Linked DNA regions of Homo sapiens: region 2 is linked to region 1. A link is a contact called in ENCODE Hi-C or POLR2A ChIA-PET data. All regions are on one chromosome and are shown on one strand. The core of a region is the stretch at or near the end of the contact, and the rest is flanking DNA. Distances in the headings are between cores, read along the strand shown. Region 1 has its middle 140 kb from the start of NAMPT-AS1. Region 2 has its middle 140 kb from the start of CTB-30L5.1.

The links. Hi-C counts contacts between places; a loop is a spot of excess contacts on that map. ChIA-PET counts read pairs that join two places held with the same protein, here RNA polymerase II (POLR2A). Pooled maps may share reads with other maps.
Region 2: a loop to region 1 is called in a map of mammary epithelial cell, with 5 times the contacts of the local background. The contact joins two enhancer-like sites. A Hi-C loop is called at or near these places in 5 of 168 maps with a recorded cell type or tissue (CD14-positive monocyte, Calu3, PC-9 and 2 more), 5 of 37 single-sample maps with no recorded cell type and 17 of 50 pooled maps. POLR2A ChIA-PET finds 5 or more read pairs at or near these places in 7 of 52 experiments (MCF 10A, OCI-LY7, PC-9 and 4 more).

The regions. Positions count from the first base shown.
Region 1 is chr7:106,423,382-106,430,305 of GRCh38, forward strand. No RefSeq gene overlaps it. Among named protein-coding and RNA genes, the nearest start is that of NAMPT-AS1, 140 kb to the left of the region's middle. RefSeq lists enhancers at 1,374-2,573, 1,957-2,056. Within about 2 kb of position 1,755, at least 21 of the 41 ENCODE cell types and tissues checked have a DNase peak (open chromatin) inside an H3K27ac peak, as active enhancers do; they include PC-9, where a contact is called at or near this core.
Region 2 is chr7:106,459,006-106,465,734 of GRCh38, forward strand. No RefSeq gene overlaps it. Among named protein-coding and RNA genes, the nearest start is that of CTB-30L5.1, 140 kb to the right of the region's middle. Within about 2 kb of position 3,571, at least 2 of the 41 ENCODE cell types and tissues checked have a DNase peak (open chromatin) inside an H3K27ac peak, as active enhancers do; they include PC-9, where a contact is called at or near this core.

The DNA.
Region 1 (6,924 bases), core at 505-3,004:
ATCATGAGTACAGGACACTTCCAGCTCCCTCAGCTATCGGTGTAATCCCCAGCTTGACATGTAGGCAGCTGCATTTTGGGGTCATTTGTGGCCTTGGGGACACAGAACTAATAATCAGGATTTTCCAACAATGTATTCAAATAAAGTCTGATGACTTCCGGCAGCTCTCTAACCATGAAGAATTATAGAACTTTCCTGGTACAGTAATACATTTAGAAAACAAAATAGAATCGCCATCTAAATAACTGAATTTCATTTTTTTTTTCAGGTCTTGATTAGGCATAGAGTTTGTCTTCTTAGGAATTAAGCCCAGAAGAGATAACAGTTCCAAACCACGCAAAAACATTTGTTTGACTAGGCTTTCTAGTAAAACACCACTCATCTTTCCTTCCTTCCTTCCTTCCTTCCAGTCTTTATTTCTTGACTGTGGTTCATCTTCTTTTTAAAAAAATTATCTCTTTTATATTGAGGCTTTCTATAAAGCTTCTACAAGTGCTTTTTGGAAGTAAGTTGGATTTAAGGCACGTGTAAAAGCCTGTGTCTCTCAAATTCCTCTGCCTAGAGTGAAACAGAATCTTAGTGAGAGATACAAAACAGCATTCTCTGGATTTACCCAAATCCATTCTGCAGCTGCTCCAACCACACACATCCTCACATCAAACTCATCCCCTAAAGTCTGGGATTCTCCAGGGATTATCTTACAGATACTGAGCATGACTGCCCACTGCTATGTGTGGCACCTGCTACCTTCTTCCTCACCTGCCTCTGCTTACGGGACTGGGGTCTCCATTGCTGCTGACAACCAAGGCAGCCTTAGAGAGCAGCACGTCTATGCTGGAGCACAGTGGAGGTGCCCACCACCACCACCCATGACACAGCTGCATCTGCACAGGGTCAAGGACACTGACATCAGCCTGGCTTTTGGGGCTGGCTGGTGCTGCTCTTGCCCCCTGCTTCCTGTAACCTAGGGATGCTTTTGTGATGAACTATTTTTGTTTACACTTGTTTTTTATTCCAATACCCTCATCTCAGGACCCAGGCGCAGGACTTCCCAGGACTTCTGGCCCTGGGCGCTGGGCCAGAAGACATCAGAGTGACAGGCACTGTGCTGTTCCTCAAACCCCACCAGGACCACCCCAGTCTCCATTCTAGTCCTGGTCCAGTGCAACTGAACCTAGTAGGTGCTTCTATTTCCCCCTCCTGTGAAGAGAGTCTTTCCTAGGAGACTCCATCACTCAGGTATGCAGACCCACAGGTAGGTTGAGCCACACATCATCCTGGCATTCACAGACTTACATCTAAATCCTAATCAGGGAGAGGAAGAGGACACAGCTATCTTAAGCTCAGGTTCCAGGTACAAAGTAATGAATGGGTAATTGGATAAATTACTGAATAAAAGAGGGAGAGAGAAATGGAATGAAAAGAAAAAGGGAAGGAAGGTAGATAAGTAAAAAGAAGAAAATAAAAGATTCTGGAAAGTAGTTCCTAACCCAAGTTCCAATCTCTCTCTCTCTCTCTCTTTCTCAATCATGATGGGATGGGGAGGGCAGAGGAATATGTTAGGACAGACTCCTCCACTTCCGTTCAAGTACCAATAACTAGATGTAGAAAGAAAGTATGCAAATTAGAAGACTAATGTTCTAAAATGAGTAAGAGCCTATTTGCTCACTCTTGGCTCTTAGGAAACTAGAGAACTCATGGGGAAGGCAGGCAAACAGAAGCAAGATTTCATCAGAACACTGGCCCCTTGTCAATTTATCACTCTGGTGAAACAGCGTGACGCTTGGGATTTCCCCAGAACGTCAAACTGCAATTTTACATGTGCTGCTTGGAAGCAAGCTGTGTAACTTCCTGTAATAAGGATTTCAAGTATTCAAGCAATAAATCTGAGATGCCAGAGCCTCTCTTAACACTGTCCTGTAGCTCAGCAACTCCAAATTAGCACAGCTCCACACATCCAAAGCCTGGAAAGGGTGGAAGATGAATATGAACGGACAGATCCCTCATGCTCACCCTTGGTGGTGAATTGAGTCATCAGCTGAGTATGGAAAGGAGTGGGGAACAAGCTCACAGGCTCTTTGTCTCCTTCGACTTTTGTTTCACATTTGCCAGGAGGTAAGGCCTTCATACCTGCAGCTGGGTCAAGTATCTGGAAACACGTGGGCTGCCAGCAGAGCCACTTCATGTCAGCATCAGAGTACAAAGTGAGTGTGAGACTGAGTGAGAATGTGAACTGCCAGGGTATTCCTACCCGTGTGGCCCAGGCCTGGCTGCAGGGAGGGCAAAGTCTGGCTGCAGGGAGGGGAAAGGTCAGCTACAGGTCCCACCACACATGTCCTCCAACTGCACTTTCCTTGTTCTAGCTTGGCATCAGCCCACCTTGCTGTGTGCCTTGCATGCCTCCTTCCTCTTCCTTTAGGAGGGGATAGAAGGGTCCAGCTGAGGATAAATACAACAATCAAGTCTTAGATAGCATTTGACAGCTATTTGATGAATGAATAAATAATAGATGCATAAATAAATGAATGAACAAATAAGCCAACAACTGGGTGTCAACAGGCAGACACGCACATTTTACAAATAGGTATTTCCCTACTTCTCCAGCGTGATAGAGTGGAGATCAATGGCTTTCACAATATCTTGTTAAACCTGAAAGTTTAACGAAAATATTCTCTTTTACTGAGTCCTTGTTAAATTAAAGAAAATTAGAAACAGCTACATATAGCCAGGGTAGGGGAAGGGGATGGTTGGGTAAGAAACCGAGAAACTTGAAGAAGGGGAGCAGATCATTCTGGTGGAGTAGGGACACCTGCCTTACCTGCACTCAAACATTCCCAAGTGTCGACTCCCAATTCCCAGTGAAGGCTGGAGGGGTGATGTTAATACCTCACACTGATAATCCACAGTGCCTCTCCTCAGGGTCCGCTGACTCTGACACCTTTCCCTTCCCCACTCTCCTCCCTCTTCCCTTCTAGCTCAAAGTTTGGGTGAGACTGAAAAGCCAATCTGGCTCCCACTTGCAGAGGAATCAAGGCCCCCAGAGTTTCAGAACCCAGAGGGCCCTTCGCTTAACACAGCACCTTCCTGAGAACTAGAAACAGGCGTCCCGATGGTAGTCACAGCTTCACAGGTGCATGGGGAAGTGAATGAAGATGTTGCCTTGTGTTAATTAGAAAAATATTCAATATCAGTCCTGGTCCTGGCGGGAAACAGATGACACAGTCAAAGTGGATAATGAAGGAAAGTGTGAGGGGAAGGCACCATTTACAAAGACGTGGGTGGGATTTAGGCAAACCTGCAAGGAATGGTATGGTATCCTGGGGCTAGCAACAGTGGGGAGCCCTGAGAGACAAGGAGAGAGAGAGCCCTGTACTGAGACAAAGCAAGAACTGTAGCTTTGGAAGCTGTGACCTTCAGAAAGGGAGAGAGACAATCAATGGCCCTCAGTAAGGAGAGGAGCCAAGAGAAACGCTCTTCCCTTTGCTCTCCTGCCAGCACCCCCAACGGTGGAACTCAGCCAGGTGCTGGAGGGAGGGGGGTGGGCCATGTCATCCACACAGGCCAGCCAGCCAGGGCACAGAGGAGGGTGGGAAGTGGGTCCAGAGAGGTGATGGGAAGCATCCTCATGGGTACCCCTTTCCCAGGCAGATGCAACCCTGTCCGTACACTCCCAAGGAGCCTCGCACAGGCTGCAGGTCAGCCTCGCTCTCTCCCGGGCCAGAAGCCCTTTTGCACGGCAAGACTTGCATAATCATATGTGACAGTCCTAACAGCCTTTGAGGACTATACCCCTTTTCATGTGTAAAAATATTACAAAAGGATCCCATGTCCCAAAATAAATAGAGAAAAACAAAACATTGCAAGCAGCTATCTCCAGCAACCATGTTTCTATTCTTCCAATTTGGCTCCACTTTCTCCACCAGCCTTTTTTTCTCTTCAGCAAATGGCACAACCTTCCACCTGGTCACCTGAGGCAGAAACCTGCTATTGCTTTGACCATCTCCTCCTTCATCTTCCACATCCAAATGAATGGTCACCAGCATGTTGGGTCCCTGCTGGAAGTCCATCACCACCTGTTTATTCCTACTGCATTGCCACAGGCCCTTATCCATCTTCCCGGACTCAACACTATGATCATTTCCAAGCTGAGCTCCAGCTTCTGCATGTATCCAGCCCCACTCGGTCTTCCACTCTCTCACATCCCATGGCCAGAGGTATCTTCTAGACAGAGAACATTAATATCATCTCATCACTCCACTGCTTAACATCCTTCTGTGGCTTGCCTTTTCCCATAGGCAAGTTCAAATGCATGCATCCAAATGGACGGCTCTTTACCGTCCTGCCCCATCAGGTCTCGCAGCTGCAACCCCCTCTCCCACCATATCCCTGCCCCCTTCACTCCCCTTGCTCCCTAACACTGACCTTCTTGCAATTCCTCCAAAGTATCAGGCCTCCTCCCACCTCTAGACAAATGCCCAGGCTGTTCTCTCTAGCCTGAAATACCCCCGCCCCTCCACTCCATCCAACTAATGCCTGCTTATCCACCAGACTTTTGGTGATGCATCTGTTGTTGTTGTTGTTTGTTGTTGTTTTGAAAACTGCATTGACCCTCTTTCTCTTTCCCTGCAAGCGGACTCAGGCACCTTTCATTTGCACCCATTCTCTACACTCTGTGAACACTCTTGTGCACCTCTCTTGATGCCACTGTGTTCTCACTGTTAATCTCCTTGTCTTTCACCCTCACCATCCCTGTAGCCCCATGGCCTAGCACATGCCTGGTTCTGCCTATCACAGGATCTGTAAGGGCTTACTGAAGTGAAGTAAGTTGTAATGAAATGAAAGCTTCCTAGGTTGGTGCTGCCTGACCTCTATCCAGTTAATCTATGATCAGGGTGGCTGTTGATTCTGTGGTACGCTATGCCTGTTTGATTCTTTATGACAGAATGTGATTTGCCTTGCTCTATTTTCATCACAGTTTACATGCTTTTAAGGCAAGAGAACCCCATTTTCTGATTTCTAAAGATTTCCCACCCAACTTCTGTTCAAATATTTTGTCAAACAATGGAAAAAGCCAAAGGCAGTTAAGTCCATGAATGGGGTTACATTGCATAGGCAAATAAATCTTCCCCTAGCTCTCTCCTTTCAAAGGGATGGCCTCAATAAATTCTTCAAGTAAGCTACTTTAAAAATATCTCTTCTACCACTATTTACCTCATTTGAATCTATCTGAATATGGAACAGAGTAGGAACATGTGAAATGTATTAGGTAAATCTTACATTGGTAGGAACCTCGAGTAAAGAGCTTGGGATACCTCTGTATTTGCTCCTTCACTCTTCTTACTTAGTAACTCCCATAACTCACATTTCTTTTTTGTTTAATAGTGTGTTAGGCACTTTTCTAGTTACATAAGCCGAAGGTCACTTTAACAGCAATAACAATTAGAATTTGCAGTTTATAGAACACTTCCACATAAAGCATCTCACTTAACTCTCAAATGCCTATGAGGCAGATACTGTTATTGTCTCTGTTTTGTAGATGTGGGTTTTAGACACTTCAATTTTGAACACTCTCATCTCACCTCTTACTCCAGTCATGTCCTCATCAACTTGTTCCACACAGGATTGCCGACCTTCACACGGGGGCAGCTGGACAGTGTGTGGACCTGGTCCATACTCCTGCTTCTTGCCCTGAGGTGCCCCTGATACTTCATGTAGGCACTTGTTGCATCCACTGGACACTCATATCTTGTACAACTTAGAAATGGATAGGAGTCGTGCCCATGTGGGCTCTTCTAATCAGTGGAGGATGGGCCAATATATAAATGTTTCCCTCTGTTATCTGAGGCCCATTTCACATGGCTCCTTCCAAGGCCAGTGGCCCCTCTGTCTATAGCGGTGGCCAACTCCACGGCACATCCTTGCATTGCCTCCTCCCCCTTCCCTGTTCCACTTCCCATCCCTCACTCCTACTCCTTGGGATCTCTTCCCAAATAAACTACTTGCCTACAAGCCTTAACACCTCAGGCTCTACTTCCAGGTAACTCAGATTGAAATATCTGCCAAATATCCCAGAGTTTAAGTGGAACACTGGCATTCATTTTAAGATTTTTCTGATTCCAAATTCCACACGCTTTTCTCTTTATCCTCCTTGCATTGTGAGAATTAATAGTCTGTGTGCACAGCTTAGATATATAAACAACTACAAAAGAGAGGTGTCAAGTCAAAACTAGAAGCTATAACTTTGGAGCACAGAGAATAGTATTGATTCAGTTGGGGTGGGTGTGTGGGCTGGTCAGAAAATATTCCACAGAGTAGGTAACTAGGAGGCCTCTCCGAATCATAGTCTCTACAGTCAGTGCCATCTGTTATTTCCTCTCAGAGTCATTTTCTTCTTAGCACTTATGACAATGTGTAAGTAAATATTTATTTCTATTTGTTTATTGTCTGTCTTTCCTGTGAGGGCAGGGAGCATGTCTGTTTTGTTCACAGACATGTGAACACGATATCCACAGCACCTAGCGCAGCACTAAGGACATAAGTGGCAATCAATAAATTGACAAGTCAAAAAATGAATCACAATTAACAAATAAGAAAATTTGTTCCTGAATAAATGAAAAAATGAACAAAAGGCATTACAAACAGCCTAAACAAAGTCATGAAAGAATATGAAAATATGGCAACCTTCAGAGAATGTCAGTGGTTGGTTATTTTGGTTTTCTTTTGGTTATTTGTTTAGAAGGGTGAGAGACAGGGAGTGGCTGCAGAAAATGCATCTAACAGTAATACTGAGGTCGTAGAAGTAACCTAGCCACATTCTTTGTATTGGGAGATAACATGGCTTCTGTGTGGTAACTGGTTATATAACGTGAGTTCTCAAGTGTCTGCCGTGCCTGTATTAAGTGTGCTTTCTTCTCCACTAGGGAG
Region 2 (6,729 bases), core at 2,321-4,820, 37 kb after region 1:
GATTCTAATTATGAACTAGGTGTGGAGCCTAGAGCAGCCAGTTTTGAGCTTGCAAAGTCTTTTAAGTGCTCAAAATAATTTTTAGAGCTAACCATGACATGAACCCCAAAATTCTTGTCCTCCAGAAGGCAGATATTAAGAGAAAGCATGGCCCGGGTGATAATAAGGTCAAGCTCCCAAGGGCATACAAGACAAGAGGGAAAGCTCATTCAGTAATTTTTTTTAAGAGACCTGCAGCAAACTTTGCAACTGACCAGTTTGCTGGGCTGGCTTGAACAGCAGGCTTATAGGGTTCCTAGGCCCACATTCTATCCTAAGGTACCCCTCTTTTATGACACAACACAGAAAGACAAATTCATAGCACAAGGCACAGATTTGATACAGCTTAAGACTGGCCTTATAAATCCTTTTTCCTGTGAATCAAAACTTTGCAGAGGAGATAAACAGTCATTTTTACCATTCATTCAACTAGTTTGCATAGACAGAGAGGCCAGCAGTGTGACCGGTAAGAAACCCTTACCCTTTTGCCAGCATGTCAGGCTCCTGGGTTCCCTATCCCTAAGCAGTCCTAGTGACCCGGCTCACCCACCATATCCCTGGGGGCTAAGCCACAACACAAAGGAAAATCATGAAACCATAGGCAAAATCCTCTCAATTTTGCAAGTGGCTGCCCAACCGGCTGCCTGGGGGAACAGAATTAACATTTTCTATTCCAGCCAGAGCAAAATACCTGTGACAAAACACAGACATTAGCCACTCCACTTAGGACCCAATATTGAACTGGCAAGACTCAAATTTTTCCCCAGTTGGACTCGTCACCTTTGATCCATTCAAAGTGTGTTGGAATGATCTTCTACCAGGGGTTTCAACATGCGGTCTCTGGGCAAGATGGTTGCCCTGAGTAACAGAAAAGATAACAAAGAGAAAGTTGAGAAAGAGAGAGAAAAGCACTGCCTGCGGCAGGGTAGGGAAGGCAAGGCACTCAGGGAGGCCAGAGAAAGACCCACCCATTGCACTGAATCAAAAAGTTCAGGCGGCTGCTTGTCAGTCACAAAGGGATCTTTTCCAGCAGTCCCATCGGCTCTCAAGTTTCCTCCATCAGGGAGGAAAAGACTCCCAATGTCCCATGATCCTGTACCTGCTTAATCCTGTCACCCACAGCCATCAGCAAAGAGTGCAAGGCAGATTAATCCAAAGAGAATAGCGTATAACACCCCGTAGTGCTGAACCCATTCTTAGCAGAGAGGGATTTTACTGCGGGGAGGGGGCGGTTTCTAACCCCTTAACTCTTAGGAAGGACTCTAACCTTCCTAAGTTGGGCTTCCAACCCAAGTTTGGTCAGGTGTCCTTGCCCTTATTAAGAGGGGCCTTTAACCCCACTCTGTCTTGGGAGAAACTCTAACTCCCCTAAGCTGGGCCTCTAACCCAATCCCATCCTTTACCCAGATACCTCACCACTCACCCAAAGTCAGCTGATTGGTGCTGCGACCTGTTTCCTTTGTTGTTGGGGGGTGGGTCTCCTCAGTATCACCCCTTTGAAGTTTGCCAGGAAGATGTTATCAGAAAGGGGTCCCAATCTAGACCCCAAGAAAGGGTTTGGATCTCACCCAAGAAAGAATTTGGAGCGAGTCCATAGAGTAAAGTGAAAGCAAGTTTATTAGGAAAGTAAAGGAAGAATGAATGGCTACTCCATAGGCAGAGCAGCAGCATGGGCTGCTGTACTGATGATGCTTATTGCTACTTCTTGATTATATGCTAAACAAGGGGTACATTATTCATGAGTTTTCCAGGAAAGGGGTAGGTAATTCCCACAACTGAGGGTTTGTCTCCTTTTTAGACCATATAGGGTAACTTCCTGATGTTGCCATGGCATCTGTAAACTGTCATGGTGCTGGTGGGAGTGTCTCTTAACATGCTAACGCATGCTAAGCAGTGAGGACGACCAGAGGTCACTTTCATTGCCATCTTGGTTTTGGTGAGTTTTGGCTAGCTTCTTTGCCACATCCTGTTTTATCAGCAAGGTCTTTATGATCCGTATCTTGTGTTGACCTCCTATCTTATCCTGTGACTTAGAATGTCTAACATCCCGGGAATGCAGCCCGGTAGGTTTTAGCCTTACCTCACCCAGCCCATATTCAAAATGGAGTTGCTCTGATTCAAACGCCTGTGACAGTTTGAGCCATAAAGATAGCTCAAGCTTGTACCAAGTGGCCATAGAAGATTTTCCAAAGGCCAGAGCCACCTCCATTCCGAGTCACTTACGTTGGTCACCAAATTATTAACTCAAAATATGTGAGACAGGTCTTCATCAATTTAGAAAGTTTATTTTGCCAAAGTTAAGGATGCATGCCCATAACACAGCCTCAGGAGGTCCTGACGATATATGCTCAAGGTAGTCAGGGCACAGCTTGGTTTCATACATTTTAGGGAGACATGAGACATCAATCAATATATGTAAGATGTACATTGGTTCTGTCCAGAAAGGTGAGGGCGGGGGGGTGGTGCTTCCAGGTCATAAGTAGGTGAGAGACAAATAACCATTGGTTTCTCAATAACCATTTGCATTGAGTTTCTGATTAGCCTTTCAGAAGGAGGCAATCAGATACGCATTTATTTCAGTGAGCAGAGGGATGACTCTGAATAGAATGGGAGGCAGTTTTGCCTTAAGCAATTTCCAGCTTGACTTTTTTCTTTAGTGTAGTGATTTGGGGGTCCCAAGAGTTATTTTCCTTTCACAGCAGCAACACTGCGGGTCTACCTGAGAGGTTAGGCAAAGCATCGTGCGGGATTTAGGGTTTGCCAGATACAGACAGGGAAGAACATTCTAGATAGAGGAAACAGAGTATGCAGAGTTGTGAAAAATCAGGCATGTTTGGTGAACTGCTAAATGTCTGTGTTACTGAATTAATAAGTATGTGTGTGTGGGTGTGTTTGTGCAAGTGTGTGTTTGTCGGCCACGTTGGAAAAGGCTTGTGTGTCAAGCATTGAAGGTTTCATTTGGTCCCATAGCCAGTGAGATGGGTTTTTAAGCAGGAGAATGGCATGGTCGGCTCTGACGTGTAGGAAGGCAACTCGAGTGGCTGCAGGTTGGAAGGCTGGAGGCAGGGAGGACAGTTAGGAGCACTTGCAGTAGTCCCAGAAATTGCAAAGGACATCAGTCTTAAGGTGGGCCCAGCTCAACAGTGACAGGGCTTATGGGCACGAGAAAAGAAGACACCAGCTATAAATGGTTCAGTTGATTGACAGATGCAGAAGACTGAAAATTCCTCAGTGGTGGAAGTTGTCCCTGGGGCTTCCATACAAGGCCTTTTCCACCAGGACTCAAGCAAGCTGCGTGTTCAGGAAGATCATTAGGAAGTGGTCAAAGAGATTTTTTTTCTTTCTTTCAAAGAAACAGGAAAACATGTAAGAAATGCTCTTAAACCACTGGGTCTCTTAGCAAGTGTAACTTCTGGTCAGAGAGGTGTACCACACAGGGGTATTAGTTGGAGAAAGGATATTTATTTCCCTTTAGCTGAAGAAATTTCTGTATTGCTTTCATACTAGAATTTTTTTTTTCTGCAATTAATCTGCCACCTCGTGGCCTAATGAGAAATTTCAATTTCCATAGCTTGGAGAGGGAGGATTGAAGAAGCAGAAGTCAACACTCTTTCACTTAATAGAAACATCGACATACTACTGACTGCCAGCACAGGAGTGCTTTCCTCTAACTATATAATGCCCTTTTTACCTGCTATTCAAAGGGTGTTTTGTGATTTCCCAAAAACTCAAAAAATAACGAGGAAGTGCTTGACTCATAGACACTTCATACACGTGTATGTTTTTGACTCCACAAAATGAAAACTAGAATATGGTTCTTGTATTTTAATGGGAAAAGAAAATGTCCTAAAAGCTATACAACTTTATAAGATTAATTTCAACTTCTAAAATATTGCTTAAAATAATAAAGTGAATTTGCAAATATAGATAAAACCTGGACACTGAGCAAACACCCATTAAGCTAAAATGAAAAATGAACACAAGCAGATTGATGGGACTGCTTTTCTGTGGCTGAGTCATAAACCTGTATGTAATAATTGATCTTCTTGAGAAACTGAGAGGGCTGCTTTTGTGAGAGATGGGTGATCTTTGAATCAGATCACTTCTTGGATTCTACACAGATCAAATAAGCCATCCTGAAATGTGTCCCTAAGTCAGAAGTGCGGTGCAGCAAGGAGGGTAAGAAGACCAGCACTGGGTTGGACTGTCACCTGCTGGGTCAGGCCTTTAACCTTTCAGTTGCTGGATAATAGGGAGGTGGGGAGTCCCAGAGGAGGATGGGGGAGGGGCACTAGAAAGCCAGACAAGTGCAGATGCCTGTTGCTCTTAGTTCAATCTACTCTGGCCCTCAGAAAGGCTGTCTAAAGAAGATGTCTTTTAATAGGTACATTCGCCTAGTACAATACTTAAGAGTATAAAATCGTTAACATAAGATGTGGTCAGAGTTTATTTTTGCTCTTTTGTGAAGCAGCTGTGTGCAAAGCAAATTAAAAGCATAAATACAACTTTAAAAGAATATTTAAACCATCTAGGTACTAATAGATTTCCCTAAGTTTCCATTTCCATATCTTTCTGTAATGATTTTCCTAAGTTTCCATTTCCGTAATTCTGACTACACAACTGTCATTAATTCTTTAAAAAAGTCAATCATTTTGTTTTCTAGATCCAAACGTATTGTTCGTACATAGTGTTAATTTAGTGTCCTCCTTTCTAATAGTAATACTTAGAATTTGTTATATATCTTAAGTAATTGGCAGGTAAACTTCTTTCTGAACAGAAAACTATTTCTTATAGGATTTACTTGGTAACAGTTTGTTAGCAACAAGTCTCAATGACTCTTTCACATAAGAAAGAAATGCAATGTCTTTGAAACATTGTATGCTTCTGACTTTTTAAAACTAATTTAAAATACTGGCTTATCCCAGTCCAGATTTTATTATTATTGTTATTGTTATCATTTATTTTATTGGCAATGTATCAAGGAAAGTGAGAGCCAGAAGAAAACTGAAAAGTAATTGAGTATACCCAGCTGCTATTTGAGTCAACTCATGTCCTGAATACCTAGTTTGATTTTGATCCACATTGATGGAAAGGTAAAGGAAACCAACTAATCTATGAAGGATCATGTGGAGAGTGAGTGTTACACAAATCATACGGAAACAAAAGTGATCACTCTTGGATACTTCCAGACAGAGAAGCTGATGCAGCAGGCATGGCTGCAGGGCCAACAAAGATGGCAGATGCTAGAGTTGGGCCCAGGAGGCAGGGATGAAGGTAAGTGGGGCTGTCACAAGTAAACAGAGGGAAAGAACAGTGTACACCCAGGAGAGAGAACCAAGGATCACATGGTTTAGCTTTGGGAAGGACGCCAGATAATTACATGACCCAATCACTTCTTTCAGAGGGAGGATGGGGGCTGTGGGAAAGGATTGTGCTGGTGAGGGAGGAGGTCACACAACTTCTGTTTTCAGCCATGTAAATGAAGTGAAAATTGGGTGGTGACCTGAAAAGTGGTAGAACAGCAGTTCTCCACCTTAGCTGCATATGAGAATTACTTGGGGAGCTTTGAAAAATCCTAATGCACAGATTCCTCATCTGACTCTGAGAGTGGGACCCAGGCATCCTATCTTTTAGAGCTGTTTAGGTGATTTCAATGTATAGTGACAGTTGCGAATCACTAGTGTAGAAAACATACTTGTGAGATTTCTAGCCCTGAGCAGATAGGCTATGTGACCTCAGAAGAGGAGATGAGACCTAGCTATTGGCCTGCCTTTCTCAGCTCCATAGAAAAAAAGTACTCTAACTCGGAGGCTCAGCTTTCAGTAGCACTTGACTAATTCTGACCAGGCCCAGGACTATATTAGGAGCTCAGTTCTCATCAGCTGGTGGGGAAGCTGGAATGAATTTTGTTGCCCACAATTCTACCCCTGGGCAGCCCCATTCTCAGAGAGCTGTAACATTTCCTCCTGCCTCCTGACTTTCAGATTTTGGGTTTCATTCCTCTACCTGCTGGAACTAGAACTAAGCTAAGCCTTCCAGCCAACTGTGCTGGTCCTGCCTCCTCCCTAGAGCTGGACTGTGACCCCTTATCATGGCTGCTGGCTAAAGGCCGGCCTGCACCCTGGTGGATCTCACCATCAGCTTACCTTCTTGAACAACTGTGGTATCAATTCTAGCATGGAAAGAGTTGAGGTCACAGAGTCCTTGGGGACAATGGGACTTGCACTGCTGGCCCTCTCTCACTGGTGCCAGTCTTATGGCTAGGTTACTTTCTGGAGACTGAACATCCCAGTTGTTGGCCACCTCTCCTTTCCCACTGTCCACTGTTGCCTCAACACTGAAGACAAATGGTCAGAGCTCAAGCAGCCAGATCAAAATTGTGCCACCCCACTGGTAGGAGGATAACATCTCACTCCTCAGGGCATTCAGATGTTTTGGAGATTGAGAAGTCTGTTGGGAATCTATTTAACACACAGTATTCCTCCATGAACCCATCACCTGGAATCATCAAGAAGGCTTCTGAAGGAAGGAAAGGGATGGGGTAACAAGATGTGAGTTATGAAGGTATTTGGAAGAATTGGAAAGGAGAGGGGTGCTCAGCTTAGAGAATTGTTTACAGCAACATTGGCAAAAGCATGGCAGTCGAGGCTCTGCTGCATCTTCCCATACCCACAGCACATGTCACCCATC